Linked DNA regions of Homo sapiens: region 1 is linked to region 2. Evidence: chromatin loops called from intact Hi-C (ENCODE). Cell type or tissue: GM12878. All regions are shown on one strand. Each heading gives the region's core, and the rest is flanking DNA. Links, peaks and the distances in the headings are about the cores only.

Evidence for each region. Peaks named below come from ENCODE experiments on the same cell type or tissue, not always from the same donor. Only the 100,000 strongest peaks of a DNase experiment are listed, where the experiment ranks them.
Region 1: a loop joins it to region 2, with 13 times the contacts of the local background. A loop is called at or near these places in 54 of 110 quality-filtered maps.

Annotation. Positions count from the first base shown.
Region 1 is chr20:46,695,826-46,705,625 of GRCh38, forward strand. No RefSeq gene overlaps it. Among named protein-coding and RNA genes, the nearest start is that of SLC2A10, 8.9 kb to the right of the region's middle. RefSeq lists enhancers at 297-416, 7,035-7,807. In GM12878, for the core only: a CTCF peak has its summit at 4,126 (motif pointing left); no DNase peak of the experiment used is centred there.
Region 2 is chr20:46,516,385-46,526,184 of GRCh38, forward strand. No RefSeq gene overlaps it. Among named protein-coding and RNA genes, the nearest start is that of ZNF334, 7.7 kb to the left of the region's middle. In GM12878, for the core only: a CTCF peak has its summit at 4,791 (motif pointing right); a DNase peak (open chromatin) is centred at 4,817.

The DNA.
Region 1 (9,800 bases), core at 557-8,556, 180 kb after region 2:
GCAAGTGCTTATAAAAATTAAACAAGATGTTCAACATAAGGGTGCCTGGTGGATAGCAGACACTCTTCATTTGTTCATTTTCCTTCCTTCCACCCACTAGTCACTGGGGCCCTGTTTGAAATACCAAAGAAAAGCCCTTTGGTCTGAGGGTTGCTATGACACCAATGCCTTGGGCTCTGCAGTCCTTAGGTTTCATTCACACACGAGGCAGGTCGCTTTTTCAAACATAAGATCCTTTATGTTGGCATAATGTGGTTTCTAGCACCTTTCATCAGCCCAGACTACTCAAAGCCTACCCAGAACCAATTCTATTTATAACTCCCAGTTTCCCAAGTTTGTGGCTTCATTATCATAATTGTTAGTGTCCACGTAGTTGTCTCTATGGTTACCAAATTCATCTGAGCCTCTGCCTTAGAAATCTGCATGAAAACATATTTACAAGACCCAGGCTTGCTATGGTCAGACTGGTTCTGGCTTCTGTGGCAGGAAACTCAATTTAAAGCCTTTCAGTGGCTCCCCACTGCACTTAGGATAAAGATCCAATCCTTAATTCAGCCCAGGAGGCCCTGCATAAGATCCCTGCATCCACTTCCAAACTTATCTCCCGTGAAACTCCCCCTTCTACTTGGTCTCTGCTTTTTTTCTTTCTTTCTTTTTTAAGAAACAGGGTCTCACTCTGTCACCCAGGCTGGAGTGCAGTGGCATGATCTCAGCTCACTGCAGCCTCCAACCTCCTGGTCTCAAGCGATTCTCTGGCCTCAGCCTCCTGAGTAGCTAAGACTTCAGGCATGAGCCACCACACCTAGCTAATTTTTGTATTTTTTTATAAAGATGGGTGTCTTACTATGTTGCCCAGGCTGGTCTCCAATTCCCAGACAACTGTAATATCAAGAAACACCAGGAGAGGAGTGAGGTAAGGACAGGAAGGCAGTCAGTGAAAGGTGAGCCCATTTCCACTCTGGGCAACTAGAGCTGAATCCCACTGGGGAACAGAAGCCAGTGTAGATGACTCAGGCCTCAGACCCAAGGGGCAAGGGACCTGGGTACTTAGACAGCAGTCGTTGACTGAGGGTTGTTCCCAAGAGATGTTACTTTCTCTGTGCTCCTGGCCTGCCACAAAGCAGCAGAGCAGGGGCAGAGAGAGCCCAAATGCAGATGCCGGCTTGACTGTCAGCCATGTGCAGTGAAGGGCAAGGCATCCAGGGGACTGAGCATAGCACTGCCAGTGACTGCCCAATGGGGATACATTTTGCATTATTCATCGCCATGGTGGCTGCAAATGACAGAAACAAGCTTAACCACAAAAAGAAATTTATTTTAGGTGCAGCTGGACCCAGGGGCTCACAGGATGTATCTGGCTGCCTCTCAACATTGCTTTCATCTTCAATGGCTTTATCTCCAGGAGTGCTCCCTTTCTCATGATGAGCTCCACATCAACCAGCCCAGCAACCCCAGCAGAAAGAACAGACCCTTCTGCACTGGTTTCTCATTGCTGCTGCAACGAATTGCCACACACTTAGTAGCTTAAGTGACATTTTTTTTTTTTTGAGACAGGGTCTCACTCTGTCATCCAGGCTGGAGTGCAGTGGCATGATCAGGGCTCACTGCAGCTTCAACTCCCCCCTACAAGCCCAAGCAATCCTTCTGCTGAAACCTCCCGAGTAGCTGGGACTATAGGACTACATGTGTGAGCCACCACGCCCTGCTGATTTGTTGTATTTTTAGTAGAGATTGGGTTTCGCCCTGTTGGCCAGGTCTCAAACTCCTGGACTCAAGCAATCTGCCCACCTTGTCCTCCCAAAGTGTTGGGATTACAGGCATGAGCCACCATGCCCAGCCTTAAATGACATTTATTATCTTACAGTTCTAGAGATCAGAAGTCTGAAATGGGTCTCACTGGGGTGAAATTGGAGTGTCAGCAGGGCTGTGTTCCTTTCTGGGGGCTTTAGGGATAGAATCTGTTTACCTGCTTTTCTAATGTCTAAAAGCTGCCCACATTCCTTGTCTGATAGCCCCCTTTCTCTGTCTTCAAGGCCAGCAACATCCGGTCAATTCCTTCTGTGTAAGGACACTCTGTGTTGCTATAAAGAATACCTGAGGCTGGGTGGTTTATAGAGAAAAGAGGTTTATTTTGGCTCATGGTTCTGCAGGCTGTAGAGGAAGCACAACACCACATCTGCTTCTGGTGAGGCCTCAGGAAGCTTGCAATCATGGCAGAAGGTGAAAGGGGAGCAGACGTGCCACATGGTGAGAGAGGGAGCAAGAGAGAAGGGAGGAGGTGCCAGTGGGCTCTTTGAACAACCAGATCTCACATGGACTAATAGAGCAAGAACTCACTCATGAACATGCAGAAGGCACCAAGCCATTCATGAGAGATCTGCCCCCATGACCCAAATACTTCCCATTAGGCCCCTCCTGCAACATTAGGGGTCATATTTCAACATGAGATTTGGAGGGAACACACATCCAAACCATATCGCCTTCTCAGGCTGCCATCTCCCCAGCTCTCTCTCCTGCCTCCTTCTACTTTTAAGGATCCTTGTGATTACATTAGGCCCACCCGGCTAATCCAGGATAATCTTTCCAAAATCTGCTGGCTAGCAACTTTATTTTTTTGAGATGAAGTCTTAACTTACTCTGCCACCCAGGCTGGAGTGCAGTGGCCTGATCTCTGTTCACTGCAAACTCCGCCTCCCAGATTCAAGCAATTCTCCTGCCCCAGCCTCCCGAGTAGCTGAGATGACAGACGTGTGCCACCATGCCTAGCTAATTTTTGTATTTTTAGTACAGACGGGGTTTCGCCATGTTGGCCAGGGTGGTCTTGAACTCCTGACCTCAAGTGATCTACCCACCTCGGCATCCCAGAGTGCTGGGATTATAGGCGTGAGCCACCACCGCACCCGGCCTCACAACTTTAATTCTATCTGCAACCTGAATTCCCCTTTGCCATGTGGCCTAATATATTCACAGTCTCCAGAGATGAGAATAGGAACGTCTTTGTGGATTGTTATTTTGCCTGCTACACTATTTTCCCCCAACAGTTCTAGCAAAAATCCAGGATCAATTTTCATTGGTCTGCCTTGGGTCACATAACTGTTTCTGAACACACTACTGTAGACAAAGCAATGGAAAAGACTGATTGGCCAGATCTGGTCATGTGGAAAGGGGAGGTGGAGCCAGCCCCATTGGAATTCACATGGAGAGTGAAGAAGGTGTGGCTCCCCAAAGGAAAATCTGAGTGGTCTTACCAGGAGAAGGTATAATGAATGTCAGGCAGGCAAAAGTCCGGGATGCTCACTACAGGTCAGCAGGCCAGAATTTCTTGTTGTGGGAAGAAGATGATACATGTTTAGAATTGTAATGTTGTAATGTTGAATTTTAAATTAAAAGAAAATTTCGGCACTGTTCTGGGTGATAACAAGCCTCCATCACTGCAAACCTCCAATAAATATAACCACATACATTGCCTAGTGCACGACTCCAAAGTTGTAAGAAAAATCGGACAACTATTACAGGCATGAAGACGAGCAGTGATAGGGAATTAGGCAAGAGTACAGGGAAAAAAAGCAAGAAGTGATTAGGAGAAATTTCAGCCTCCTCCATCCACCCTACTCCTAGAATCCAGCTCCAGAACATTAGATTTCCCTTTATATGAGTGTAGTGGGATAATATATTTTTAATGATGATTTTTAAAAACTACATCTTTATCCCATTACTGTTGAAACATACTAGAAATGATTTGGTTCATTTGTGAATAACAGAAAGACTCACAATAGCAGTGACTCAAACAATCTAGCAGTTTATCTTTGAAGTACAGAGACAGTGGGGCCAGGCCTGAAGTGGTACATCACGGAGTTAGGAACCCAGATTGCTGCTGTGGGGTTGCTCTGCTGGGTTCAGTTTCTACTCTCAAGGTCTCATGGCACAAAATGGCTGCTGGAGCTCTGTCAATCATGACTGCATTCTGGCTGGCTTTAAAGACACTTCCAATAAATTTCATGCAGTACCTATGCTTATATCCGTAACCATCATGCTACACGCATACATTTAACCCAGTGGTTCTCAAACGGAAGAGATTTTGCCTCCCAGGGAATATTTGGCAATGCGAGGAGCAGGGAGTGTGCTGCCCTCTAGTGCGAAGAAGCCAGCGATGCTGCTAAACATCCTACAGTACAGAGCATCTTCCTACAACAGTCTTTCAGTCCAAAATGTCAATAGTGCTGAGGTTGAGAAACCTGGTTTATCCTTTCCGAGCCTCAGTTTCCTCACTTATCTAAATGCTGGGAACAGAGAAATGATCAAAACAGAGAAAATGATAAAACACGGGACACAGGGGAGGCTTCCTCAGATTAATTATACAGGACTCATGAGTTCTTACGGAATTCAAATTTGATCAATCACGTGAAGGTTTTACAAACTAAGGCACTACTAGGGGACAAATCTGTGATTGTTTCAAGTCAGCTGAGTAGCGTTCAGTGACAGTGGAGCAGGCAGAGCAGGGATAAAGGACTATTTGCAATGGTTCAAGCCTAGTATTTGGGAACCAGAAGGGAAGGGATAGTGCAGTACCCCAGAGAGGGTAACCGTGGAGCTGTCACCATCCTTGAGCCACAGGGGTGAAGGAAGGAGTAAAAGGAGAAAGTCATATAGAGAAAAGGTTGTTTGGAGAGGAGCAAGGAGCAATGCACTAGGAGACAGAAGGCCTGGGTCACATAGTCTTGCAGAAGTCCCCAAAAGCCCTGCGTATCGCTCGTCACCTCTGCCCTCGTCTCCTATCTCTCTTCCCCTCATTCTGCTCCAGCCATCCTGGCCTCCCTGCTCTTCCTCAGACACACTCCTGCCTCAGGGCTCTGGCGCGTGCTGTTTCCTCTGCTTGGAATGCTGATCCCACAGGTATCCTTCTGCCCATTCTCTCACCTCATTCAGGTCTTTTCCCAAGTGTCACCTTCTCATTGAGGACTTCCCAAACCACCTGATTAGGAATTGGCACACTGCCATTCCTCTTGCAACTTTGATCCTCTTTCCCTGCTTTATTTTTCTCCATACTGTTTATCATTATCTGGTACCTTATACAATTTACGTATTTATCTTGTATTGTATTGTATTTTACATATTGTAAAATATGTAAAAAATGTAAAATCTGTCGTCTGTCTCCCTTTATTGAATGTAAGCTCCATGGAGACAAGAGTTTTTCTCTGTTTTGATCATTTCTCGGTTCCCAGCACTTAGATAAGTTATCAGCATAATAAATACTCAATATATACCTGTTGAATTAATAATTAAATGTAAGAATGAATGAATTTATTCATTCATAAAATTAATTGTTCATGAATCTCATTAATTATTCATGAAGTAATTGAATCAGTAAACCACTCCTCTTCCATGTGAATCAGAACTGACTCATTAGCATACTCCACCGGCTCCCAGCCTGGCCAATGAGACTCAATTCTGAGACTTTGGAGAGAGCTCTTTGAAAAGACAAGCTCTCTTTATACCAAGGAAAATAAACTGTGAGGATGTGAGTCTGGGACTACCCAGTAAACCTGCCTGAGAGGGAACCCAAAATAGAAGAAGCAGAGAATTACAGAGATCTGATGAAATCATTTAACCCTGGATCCGGCCATGCCTGAAGCAGAATTTTAAAATATATGTTAACCAACAAATATATTTTTTTCTTAAGCTGCTTTGAGTTAGGTCTCTGTAACTTGCAACTGAAAGCATCCTGACTGCCAGGATGAGAGATGTGGAGCAGAGATGATTTGCAGACCAACGAGAGAATCAGCCAAATAGCAGACATGGGAGAGAAGAGCACAGATCCTGGGAAATAAATACATATTTTTCTATGCCCCTGAGGTTTTGTGGGAATCTTTTGTTGTTGTTCTGTTTATTTGTTGTGTAGCAATTTTGTGGCAACAGTTAACCATGACGAATACCGTGGGGCAAATGGAATCTGTTTGGCCCAACATCAGCCTTCCCAATGACTGAGTCAGGTTTAGAGGTGCTCTGCTACTCTGGGCAGGATGTAGGACATGGGACACAGGGGAAGCTTTGTTGAGGTTGTCTGTGTCCTAGCCAGTTAACTTGATATGGATTCTGGTGTCCTTTGGGTTGTGTCCGGTTTGCTAACACCTTGTTTTTAAAACATAATATCTCCTGCTTCATTAAAAAAAAAATCAGGAAAGTTCACGTTTCCTATAATGAAAAATATTAGCATCAGGTCCACATTCCTACCTAGCCAGCCTGCTGAGCTCCACCCAGCTGTCCCTGTTAGTCCTTTTTTTTTTTGGCAAGGGTGGGGGTGGGGGGTGGGGGGTGGGGGCAGGGTTTCGCTCTATCACCTAGGCTGGAGTGCAGTGGTGCAATCTCAGTACACTGCAACCTCCACTTCCTGGCTCAAGTGATCCTTCAGCCTCAGCCCCCTGAGTAGCTGGGATCCCAGGCACAAGCCACCATGCCCGGCTCATTTTTGTATTTTTTATAGAGACAGGGTTTTGCCATGTTGCTCAGGCTGGTCTCCAACCCCTGAGCTCAAAGCGATCCACCCACCTCGGCCTCCCAAAGTGCTAGGATTACAGGCATGAGCCACCCCATCTGGCGCCCTGAGAGTCTCGACCTGTGGTTGTCAAACTTTTTCTGAAAGGCCAGATAGTAAATATTTAAAGCACTGTGGGCCATACCATCATGTCTGTTACAACTACTCAACTTTGCTGTTGTAGTGCAAAGGCAACCATGGACAATATGGAAATGCACAGGCATGACTGTGTTCGAATAAAACTTTATAGACAAAACAGTCAGCTGATTGTAGTCTGCTGACTTCCGCCCTGAATGAACAGCCTTCAGCTTGCCACAGTCCTCACCACTCCGCACTGCCTTATGCCCGGCTCACTTCCCTCACTTATAACACCTCAGTGGGCCCTGTAGGCGTATGAATTTGCAGCCTCTAATCTAAGTTCTTTTTAAGGTTAGAGTTTGGGGAACAAAAAACAGGCAGTCTTGTAAGCTGGCTGCTTGGGTGAACAAGAGGAAGGTAAAATCCTTCAACAATTATGATTTAGCAACTAGTATGTGCTAGGTGTAATTCTAGATGTTTATCCTGAACCAAAACACTGGGATACAGAAGAGAAAAAGGGAGATTTAAAAAAATTCCTGACCAGGTGCGATGACTCATGCCTGTAATCCCAGCATTTTGGGAGGCCGAGGCAAATTCCTTGAGCCCAGGAATTTGAGACCAGACAGGGCAATGTGGCAAAGCCCCATTTCTACAGAAAATATAAAAAAATTAGCCCAATGTGGTGGCACACGCTTATAGTCCCAGCTACTTGGGAGGCTGAGGTGAGAGGATCACTTGGGCTTGGGGTGGTCAAGGCTGCAGTGAGCTGTGATTGCTCTACTGTACTCCAGCCTCGGCAACAGAGCGAGATCTTGTCTCCAAAAAAAAAAAAATCCCACTCATAGAGCTTCATTTTAAGGGAGAAGACAGAGTAAACAAATAAATGAGAGATATAATGTGTTAAGGATAATAGATATGTTCCTTATCTTAATTGTGATGATGGTTTCACGTGATGGTTTCACAGGTGTAAATGTGTGAAAATTTGTCAAACTATACACTTTAAGTATGAGCAGCTTATCATATGCCAACTGTGCTTCTGTTAAATTAAGTTTAGCCTGAAGCTGCCTCCTTACCTATTTCTAGTTCAGCCTAAAGGTTTCCCTGTACGTGATGAACCATGACCTAACTAGATGTGTAAACAGACTACAACTTACCCTTGCACCAGTCACCAAGTTTTGGCCAATCAGTGGTGGCCAACTGTTCAAACTGTGTTCAAATAAGACAAATGCCAAGCTGTAACCAATCCAATTGTTTCTGTACCTCACTTCCGTTTTCTCTATGTCACTTTCCTTTTTGTGTCCATAAATCCTCTCCAACCATGTGGTAACACCTATTCTGGTTCGGGGGGCTGCCCAATTCACAAATTATCCTCTGCTCCATTAAACTCTGTTAAATTTAATTGGTCCAAAGTTTTTCTTTTAATAGTTCAATAAAGCTTATATATATATATATATATATATATATATACACACACACACACACACATATATAAAGAAATGAAGAAAAAAACAACTGCTTATCTAGAAAGATACCAAAATGTAACTAGGTTTTTGAGTTTTGTTCCAAATATGTATTATTTTTAACATATGATGTTCTTTAATGTGTCATATATTGCTATTTTAATAAAGAGCTCCATTTTTGTTTCTGTCTTTAAAAAAAGATATACAGTGTATCAGATGGTGATAAGTACAACAGATAGAAATATGCAAAGAAGAGATATAGAGAGAGTTGGAAGGGGGTTATAAATGGTAAATGAGAAGACAGAGAAAAACAGTAATTAAGATCTCACAGTGGCCGGGTGTGGTGGCTCACACCTGTAATTCCAGCACTTTGGGAGGCTGAGGCGGGCAGATCACTTGAGGCCAGGAATCCGAGACCAGACTGCAACATTGTGAAACCCAGTCTCTACTAAAAATACAAAAATTAGCCAGGCGCGGTGGCAGGCCTCTGTAATCCCAGCTACTTGGGAGGTTGAGGCACGAGAATCTCTTGAACCTGGGAGGCGGAGGCTGCAGTGAGCCAAGATCGTGCCACTGCACTGCAGCCTAGGTGACAGAGTGAGACTTTGTCTCAAAAAAAAAAAAAAAGAAAAGAAAAAGAAAAAAGATCTCAAAGTAAGCTGGGTGTGGTTGTGACTATAACAGGTCTGTTGCTTGAAGCAGGGCAAGTCAATACACCAATACAGAGGGTTGCGGCAGAGAAAGAGTTAAAAAAAATCTTAGGGCAGCTGAATGAGGAGACAGAAGGAAACCTCAAATCCACCTCCTGGAGGAGTTTCAGCCTTGGGATTTTAAGGGTTTTGGAGTGGGCTGAGGTATAGGGATCGTCGTTTGGTTGAAGAATGCAGAGTGAAGTCACAGGACAGGGAGATAAAGAAATTTCGTTCTTAGGCTGATTCAGTTCCTCTGTGGGGGTCTTCAAACTGGTTGGTGTCTGCCGGTCCACTGGAATTCAGGATCTGAAGAACATCTTAAGCAATTCCTAAACAAAAAGCCTTATGATGCAAAGGTCAGAAATCCTATCTGTAGGAACAATGGGGATGCAAATGGCAGTATCTAGTGCCACATGACTTTCAGTTACAAGGAAGTGGGCCAAAGGGCAGCCAAATTAATGCTTAATTATAACTATGTTTCTGCCCAGAACCCAGCATGTAATTCTAGTTAACCCTATGAGGACAATTTCATGGCGGCACATGCCTATAGTCTTTGCTACTCAGAAGACTGAGGCAGGAGGATCACTTGAGTCAGGAGTTAGAGGCTGAAGGGCACTATCCTCATGCCTGTGAATAGCCACTGCACTCCAGCCTGGGCAACATAGTGAGACTCCATCGCAAAAAATACAAAATAAAATCTCAAAGCAGAATCCACTTACAAAACAAACTCTAAATGTGCAAGTTATACTCCCTTTCTCAGCCCTAATCCAACCCTCCATCGTGCCCTCCCCTCCTCACTCCTGCTAAACTTCAGGGTTGCCGACAGCTGAGTTTAAGCTCCATGCCCTGCTACATGATTCACAGCTGAAGCCTCCTTCTGGGTCTTGCTGTCTTCATCCTGCCTCTTCTGATCCATCCCGACAGTCCCAGGGAAGTGTAGTTGTTCCTGGTCTGTTCCTCATTAGCTGTGTCGAAAGACAAAATCACAAGTTTAAAGATCTCAGTTGGCTTTATTTACAATTCTAAAATTGGGCAACA
Region 2 (9,800 bases), core at 1,098-9,097:
GACCTCAAGTGACCTGCCCACCTCAGCCTCCTAAAGTGCTGCGATTATAGGCGTGAGCCACCACGCCCAGCCAATCATAATAACTTTTAAAAAGGTGGAGGGAAGCAACCAAATGTCTACCAGCAATGTGAAGGTGAAGATAGAATATAAGTAGCCATTTTTAATTTATTTGATGTAATATTTGAATTACAAATATAATTTTCATATTTTTTCAGATATAACTACTTGTCTTGATATGATTTATTGAAAACATCATTTTTTGCCCACTGCTTTGCAATGTCATCTAAATTCTTACATACCTCTTGTCTATACATGTTCCTGCAAGGAACCAGAATTTAACTTTTTACAAATTAAAGAAATTTCATACATATTAACATTAATCTGCTTTTTCTAAGATTTTCTGGATGTATTTTAAATACTCTGTGAAGGGAAACCAAAAAAAAGCAAAGAAAGCACCAAAATTTGCCACTATTTTAACAGAAATTTTATTAAATAAACAAAATTTCCAATTCTTCAAGCCTGGGTGACAGAGCGAGACTCTCAATAAATAAATAAATAATAAAAGTTACAGGGATGGAAAGCACAAATTCAGAAAGTGGGAGTGATGATGAAACAGGTTAATTCTACTGTCATCACTTCGTTTCCAGCCACTTGAGGATACAATAGCATATATCAGCCACTGGTTCCATACATAAGCTACATCCTGGTGGACAACACCCAAAACTCTTAGGGTGTCATTCCAAAACCTCTGCCTTAGCTGAGCCTTTACTAAGCAATATCATACTTCTATCAGGATGGCTGTTTTAGGCTGATGCCTTGTATGGTAGGATTAATTGATCCCATAGAGCAGTGGTCCCCAGACTTTATGGCACCAGGGACCAGTTACATGGAAGACAATTTTTCCATGGACAGGGTTGGGGGGCATTAGATTATCGTAAGGAGTGTACAACCTACATCCCTCACGTGCGCAGTTCACAATAGGGTTCCCACTTGTATGAGGTCTAATGCTACCGCTGATCTTACAGGAGGCGGAGCTCAGGCAGTAGTGCTCTCTTGCCTGCTGCTTACCTCTTGCTGTGCGGCCCGGTTCCTAACTTTGTTGGGATAGAGATCTTGGGTCTTGGAGGTGGCAGACAGTTCCACTGGAAATAATGATGAACAAATGTCTTAACATTTAGTCCTCCAGGAGACAATTCTGGGAGCATTCCATATGCTTCTCAGAGTTATTGGAAGAATCAAATCCCTGTTGTCCATAGCAGGGACCTTACTTTCACCTGCTTACATTGGCGTTTCTCCTTCTTTATCTCATTATCTCCAGTCTCTCATCCCTGCTTCCTGGAATCACCTCCCAAATAAACTCTATAACCCAGGCACTGTATGCATTTTACATAACATGTACATGACATCTTACACTGTACCCTGCCCTCTCTCTTCCTAGTATTTCTGTTTCAGCCGGAAGAGGAAGCAAATGAAGATTGACTTGAAGATTAGAGAGTTGAAGTAATCTTCATTTATTCACTTTGGATGAAGATTGTAGGGTCAATATCTAGGTCCTGGTATTCTAATTACTAAATAGATACTATGTTTATGGTAAATGACTGCAGGTCTGTCTATCCTCAAAGGAAGCAGAAAACCTTGGATTCTGCTGAGTTTTTATCCAGTGGGAGATTCCCTCAAAAAAGTTTAAAGAGTGGTGGAAGACTAAAATTTGCTACTTAAAAATTATTTCTTAAGATGTGCTATTTAGCATACCAGCTACATTGACTATCTGGGCATGGTTCAGATGGGTTCTGTCTGTGCTTCAGGGTCTTTTGCTGTAATCCAGGTGTCAGTGTGCTTGCACCTGAGCTTTATAAGGATGTGTGAAGTGGTCTGTGGCCTGTTAGGAACCCGGCCAAACAGCAGGAGGCTGTGTTAATACTTAAAAAAAATTAGCTTTTGGTTTGGTTAATCCTTTCTATTGTTTCTTTTTGCTATTTCATTGATTGCTTCCTTTTATCTGCATTATGTTCTTCCTCATCATTAAAAAATTATTCTGTTCTTTGCTGGGCACATGGCTCACACCTGTAATCCCAGCACTTTGGGAGGCTGAGGTGGGTGGATCACTTGAGCCCAGGAGTTGGAGACCAGCCCTGGCAACATGGTGAAACCCTGTCTCTACCAAAAATACAAAAATTATCCAGTCTCATAAGCTGGTCTCAGAATAAATAAATTAATTAATTAATAAATAGATTTTTTAAATTATCCTGTTCTTATTTTAACATCTTCAGTTAGACACAGTCAATATAAGAATTTAAGGCTGGGTGCAGTGGCTCACACCTATAATCTCAGCATTTTGGGAGCCTGAGGCAGGTGGATCACCTGAGGTCAGGAGTTCTAGACCAGCCTGGCCAACGTGGTAAAACCCTGTCTCTACTAAAAATATAAAAATTAGCCAGGCGTGGTGGTGGGCACCTGTAATCCCAGCTACTTGGGAGGCTGAGACAGGACAATCGCTCGAACCCAGGAGGCAGAGATTGCAGTGAGCTGAGGTCACACCACTGCACTCAGCCTGGGTGACAGAGTGAGACTTCCTCTCATAAAAAAAAAAAAAAAAGAATTTAAGGTTCTAGATTTCCCTGCAAGCTTTTTTTTAGTGACCTCCACTCAAATCTACATTTTAGTTGATGAGATATACAAAAAAACCTGATACTGCAAAAGATTATTTAATTTAAAATGTAGTAAAGGCTACAAAGGAGAAATTCACATAATACAGGAGTAGACAATGTCTGTGGGTTAGAGAGCGCTTCTTCTGGGAAGAGATATTTGGACAGTGCTCCAAAGGGTGGTGCAGAGGAGGAAGGGGAAGAACACTTGAAGCATAGTGTGAGGCGAAGAGAATTATAAGGTGTTCCAGAGCTAAAGTAAATGAGGAGGAGAAAGACTTGCTTCCCACACTGGAGGTCTCTCTGAGTCTGGAGGTATCACAACCTCTCCCTGTTGCAAGGTCCCTGGTACCCAAAACAATTTTGTCACACACACCATCCTGCCCCTTGTGAGTCCTGCCAGCCCAGCTTTCAGGGGCCTGGCCCCTGATTCCTTCTTTTCTTATCAGGGTCATTCAGAATCCGGAATGACTCTTATTTCCACAGAGCTTCAAATCCCACCTCTCTCTGAGGTAGAAGACCAACAGGGCTTGTTTTCTGGTCACAACCCTGCTGATCAAAACAGGATCTGATCCAGACAGGATCAAGTGAAGAAACCAGCAGGAACCAGCAGATGGGGACAAATGTGATCCCTGGCTGCCCTCATTGCTCATAGCGTAAGATACTCCCATAGTGCCATGACAGTTTTAAAATGCCATGGCAATGGCCCAGAAGTTACCACTCATTTTCTAGAAAGCTATAAATAACCTGCCCCTCAATTTGCATTGATCCACTCCTTAATTTACATGTAATTGAAAGTGGGTTTACATGAGTATAAATAGTTACCAAGAGTCTATAGTTTGCTGACTCAGGGCATACTGCCTATGAGTTAGCCCTGCTCTGCAAGGAGCAGTACTGTTGAATGAAAGATTGTTTTCTGATACCACCAGCTCACCTTTGAGTTCTTTCCTGGGTGAAGGCAAGAACACTCGTAGGTTAAGCCCCACTTTGGGGGCTCAGCTGTCCCACATCACCTTTGGTGAGAGGAGGACCAACTGTGGGGATTGTGAATTCAAACCTCCTGAAAGCTAATGTTGATGGGAGGTGAGCCAGTGAAATGGAAATGGCACCTGAGGCAAGATCCTGTCTAAGTAGAGTTTAGCCCTTTGCAGGACAGGTGCAATGAGTGCTATGAGGGAGATAAGAACAAGTACTGTGGGCAGAGAGGAGATGGCTGCTCACCCTGGACAGTGGGTTCAGAAGTAGCCTCCAGGAGGAAGCGAACATTCAGTGTGGATCTGATAGATTAGAATTGGCAGCCAAGGGTGAAGAGGATTCCTCTGGTCAGAAGGAACAGTATGTGCAGAGGCCAGAGAGTGTGGTGCAGTTTGCCAGGTTTGAGCTCCAGTCAGGCCTATGAATGACATGGCTGGCTAGTTGGGCCTTGTTTGTTATGGTGAAGCATGTTGTATTTTCCAAAGATGCCCATTACAATATCTCCCATCCTACTTTCTCTTCTTACTGCATCACTCCCCCATCAAAAGGTGGACTCTATGTCCCCTCCCCTGAAACCTGGATAGACCTTCATGACTGCCTCAACTAAAAGGATATGGTGGAAGTGAGGCCACGTGACTAACAAGGCCTGGGCATAAAAGGCAATACAGTCTCCGCCCAGCTCTCTGTTTGAGGATGCTCACTCTTGGGACCTGGACGCCATGCCATGAGGAAGCCCAGGCTACATGAGGAGGCCATGTGTGGACATTGTGGGTAAAATTCCCAGCTAAGGTCCTAGCCAACAGACATGTGAATAAGAAAGCCTTCAAGAGGACTCCATCCCCAGCCACCACCTGCCTGAGTGTGGACCGCCTATAAGTGAACCTTCAGAATCATGACAGATAATAATAATAAATGATGTTGCTTTACACCAATAACCAATAAAGATGGTCAAATAGTGATCAAGGAGAGGAATTCCAAGCCAAAAGAAAGGTATAGGTAGGGTTTACTACCAAACCAAAGAAGGAGGAGTTCCAGCATTGCAGGAGGGAAGGGGAGGGCAGGGCAGAGGAGGGGAGGGGAGGGAAGGAATGGAGGGAGAGGGACAAGGTAAGAAGAAGGCAGACTGGCAAGCCCACACTGGATAGTGTGGTTTCCATGAAGGCCACTAAGTGGCAGCATTGGCACAGGCCAGTGGTTGTCAGACTGACTTTGTTGTTGCTTTGTCAGGCGACCTCGCTGTGAAGGCTCAGTGTCTGTGGCTGCAAGGTAAAGAAGGCCTGGCTGATAGCAAGTGCTGAGGAAGGCCTGGGAAGGCCTAGCTCTTGCTGATACATCAAATAATGTCAACCTCCCACAGCTGTTAACTCGAGTCAATTCATTTGTGGTGGACGTGTTGTTTTTTCTTCTGGTCCTCCTTTTTCTCATAACAAACACTTCAATTTTCCTTTGGGGAACTATACCACCACCACTCAGGTCTCCTGTATACACTCTCATAGGCTGTGCACTGCATAACTCCAGAGAATCCATCCATTCAGACTGTGATGAGTGGTGCCTACTGGAATTGAGGAGTGCCCAACCTGTACAACTGTCAATAACAGCCCTTGAAAGATGGTCCAAGTTGCCCATTGTGCTCCTGGTCTAGATACAAGCACATTGTCTGAACCAAGCATATCATGGATTTGATTTTGAATCCTGAGTAGAATGTTCATCCTGTTCATACTGACATGAATGCTGTGAAGCAACTGCCCATTAGCTCCAGCTACATGGATCTCCAGAGTTCTCCCTGGTTCTTTTCTTTTTTTGTTTTCCAACTCCAATAGAAATCAAATTCCCTTTTGATTTAGTTCGCCAGAGATGCTTTCTGTTGCTAGCAACCGGAGAACTCCAAAAAGTCACAATCTGTGCCTCAAAACTTTCTCAAGGAACCAGATTTCAGCAAAAGGTCTTGGGTATTAAGATTAAAACTAGTCTTTATTCATTATCCATTCATTTATTCATCCAACAAATATTTTGGGGGTACCTACTATGTGCCAGGCATGGTATTAGATTAGAGGACTCAGCGGTGAAGAAGCCAGTCATGCATGGTCACTGCCTACTCAGAATCTGGTGAGAAAGACCACAGTATGTAGATGATTACAGACAGCTATAGAATTCCAAATGGGGGGAAGTATTGTGAAAGAATAGAATGAAATGCATTTTAGGCTTGCTACAAGCAAGCAGTTTCTACCTCTTATAACAGTTAATCCTCAGAACAATGCTACATGTTAAGTAATACTATAGATCCTATTTCACAAATATGTAAACTAAGCTTACGTTAAATATAAATATACATCCAATAATTTATAAATAGAAATAGAAATAGAATTTTCCCAAGACTTGGGTCTTTCAATGCTAGAAGTGGGGCAGTCCTGGGCAAACAGGGACAAGTTGTCACTCTAATAAATAACTTGCCTGTGACCACACTGTTAGAGAGTGGTGGGGTAAGTATTCACTTCAGGTCTAGTTTTACCCTGAAGCTCATGCACACAATGACTACCTGACAGGTGCCCTTGGATGTTGTGGGCAGTGTGTGGGGAAAGGGAGGAGAGTGGGAGAGGCTGGAGGCAAGCAGACCAAAGAGGAGACTGAGACAATGGCCCAGCACGCAATGGTCATGGAGAAGGAAGTAACTGATTCGATGTGAGGGGTGGAGGGGGCAGGAGATCTGGGATGACCCAGGGGGTTAGGTGTAGGAGGGGGATGGAAGTGGTCTGGGAGGAGGAAGAATTCAGGTTGGCCATGTTGGGTTTGCCATCTGGGTCCAAATGCCAGTAGGCAGTTGGAGAAGAATCTCAGAGTTAGAGAATTCTTGTAGCTCAGCTGGGCATCGTAGGCACTTCAAAGATGATGCCAACAGGGTCCCTGCTCTCAGAGCTTCCTGTTAGGTTTTGAAGGGAAGGCGAGGGTTAAAGAAAGACACGCACACACACAGAGGGTGGCTCAACAGCAACATAGGTATATTGCAAAAACCTGCAGAAGTAGGGGACCAGCTTAATGCCAGAGCCCTCTGCTGATTACAGGCTGGGGTACTTATAGGTATGGGGAGGAGGGGTCTGGGCAGTATGGCTTGCTGCCCAACAGGATATTGAAAAGATGTGCTTATGATCAGGTAGTCTGGCCCTTTCTCCAGTGGGATGTGAATAGGGTTTTCCTTGGACTTTTGCCCAGCAGGATATGATACGGATGTCCCTTCAGTTGGGCCCTTGCCTAGTGGGGTATGATAAGAATGCTTATAGAGGCTTTCGAGGAAGCATGGCCCTACTGACAGCTTGACTTTGGACTTCGATCCTCCAGGACAGCAAAAGAATTAACTCCTGTTGTTTCAAGCCATTCAGTTTGTGTTAATTTGTTACATCATCTCTAGGAAACTAAAACACATGACATGGTCCTTCCTACCTCAGAGCTTGCGTACTTGCTACCCTGTACCTGGAACTCTCTTATTCTGACTCGATAGATGGCTGGTTCCATCTCATCCCTTCAGATCTCCACTCAAATCTCATCTCTTCAAAGATGGCTCCTCCAAGTATTCCAGCTAAAGTCTCTCCCTTAAGTTACTCTGTACCACAATGTCTTCTTTAATTTTCTTTATAATATTTATCACTTTGAAATTATTTTATGGATTTTTTGAGTATGTGTGTGCTGCCTGTTTCATCCCAAGAGAGTGCAGCTTATATAAGAAGCACAGCTGTATACCCAAGACCCAGACATGTCCTTTATATATTGGAGGAACTTAACAAATATTTGTTAAATGAACTGATCAAGCAAAGACTCACAATGGTCAAAAACGGAAATTTGCACAGGGTTACACCACTAGGAAGCCACAGAGTTTTTATTTAAACACAGGCTGTCTGAGTCCAGAGCCCAAGCTCATAACTATTATGCAATTACGCTATACTAACTTTGATGCAAGGGAGAAATAAAGACAATTTGGGATGAGGTCCTATTAATAAGGGAAGAGACAGAAAAGAGATTAATTCTAATTCAGTTATTGGGGTTGAGATATTACACAATCAGCTGGAAAATAAGGTTTGATTTGTGGAGAAGCCCTGACCTGGAAGATCAGCCTTAATTTAGGGCCAGAAGAAATCTCAGTAGAACTCAGGGTAGCTGTCCTTCACCCCTGGTGCTGAATTTAAGGTTAGTGCTTGATAAAGCCACCTCATGGCTTTTGTGTACAAGGTCTCAAGTCATTCCTCCTAGGTACTCATTTCCCCTCCACTACCTGACCTTGTTGGGGCAACTCTTCCTTCATTGCTTTGCTTAATTCCTGAGCTGGCTTATTTAGTCCATTGGGCATCTTCCCTGTCTCCTGTCCCAGCTTCAGTCCAGTTTGGGAGAGGAAACTCCCCTTCACAGAATATCTATAAATGAACTTATAAAAGATTTGAATCTATTAATATACTATAGGATTCAGTTTACAAAGGCATTAGAGAAAAAAATAAGAAAAAATTTCACCACTACTGGCATCGATCATTGGTTTAACTTCTGGTTTTTCTTTCAGCAGGAGAAAGGCACAGCAGTTGTTTTCAGAGAAGTTCAGCAATATCTCCTTGCTGACAAAGCTTCAATTTCAGGTCTTGCAAGTGCTTCAGATCCCCTGAGGGCTTGCTGGGACCCCTATTTGGTCTGCATTTCAGTAGTCCCTACTATAGGCCTTGGATATAAGAACCCTTTATCCCCCATCCCCTGCCAACTGAAAGAGCACACAATGGTCAAAGCTAGAGCAATTCGGTAACAAAATAAAGTGGTATTAGATTATAATCCAAAGTATGAAATAAATATCATGAGCCCATACAGATAAAAAATAAGTGACTCAATAATAAATAAATGAGGGGAGAATAGACAAATCATATTTGCAGAATTTCAAATCATTTATGTAGCTACTTCTCCCTCAAGGAGGTAAAGCATTACTCCCCACCTCTTAATGTAGGCAGTATCTAGTGACTTCCTCCCAAAGAGGAAGGCAAGGAAGGAAAAGATTAGCTTCACAGTGAAGGAAGCTTCTGGCAAACACTCCCTCAGCTAGGAGATGAAGGCTACATCAGCAGTGGTAAGTCATGGTGATAATATGCACCCTTGATATGATGTATTGAGAATAAAGTCTCTCCCTTTATGGGGTTACAACCTTATTGCTTTGCAGTCTGTGGAGGAGTTTACCTCTGTGATCTTCCTCAAAAAGATCCATAACCCCAGTCTAATCACAAGAAAAACATCAGACAGATCCCCATTGAGGGAGAATCTACCTGAGCAGTATGCCTCAAAATTGTCCAGATGATCAAAAATAAGGCAAGTCAGAGAAACTGTCACTGCCAAGAGGATCCTAAGGAGATGTGATAACTAAATGTAATGTGGCACCCTGGACAGAATCCTGGGACAGAAAAAGGACATTAGATCAAAACCAAAGGAACCTGAATAAAGTGTGGGCTTTATCAAATAATAATGTATTAATGTTGGTTTGTTAATTATAACAATGTAACATAAATGTAAGATATTAATAATACAAGAAGCTGGGTGTGGGGTATATAGGAGCTCTTTCCACTATCTTCACAATTTTTCAAAAATGTAAAACTATTCTAAAATTTAAAAATTTATTTTGAAAAGGAGGGGGGAAACTTACTATCTCAGCTTAACAAGGAGTCTGAAGTAGGCAACAGCAGAACTGGCTGAGCCAGTAAATTATATTATCAAACACTCAGACTCTTCTCATCTTTCCCTCGTCCATCCTTAGCTTGTTAATGTTTGCCCTCAAACCTGTCTTCTCATGATTACAAGATGGCTGCCACAGTTCCAAGCATCATATTGACATGAAACCATGTTTAAAGACACCAAGGACCATTTCTCTTTATATGTCTCTTTATCAGGAAGAAAAATCTTTTTCCAGAAGCCCTTCTGGAAGATTTCCTGTAGGCTCCATTGGCCAGGATTGGGGCACATACCCAATCCCCAGCTGCAAGAGAAGCCAGAAGAGTGAGAACCAGGAATCTCCAACCTCCACAATGGGAAGCCATCAAGAAATAATTTGGGGGTGGGGCAGGTAATGGTGTTGATTAGGCAACCATCAGTGTATACCACACATGAGTTCTCCCCATTACACCTGAGTTTTCTATCAGAATTTCTAGCATCACCTTCTACCCATTGGGC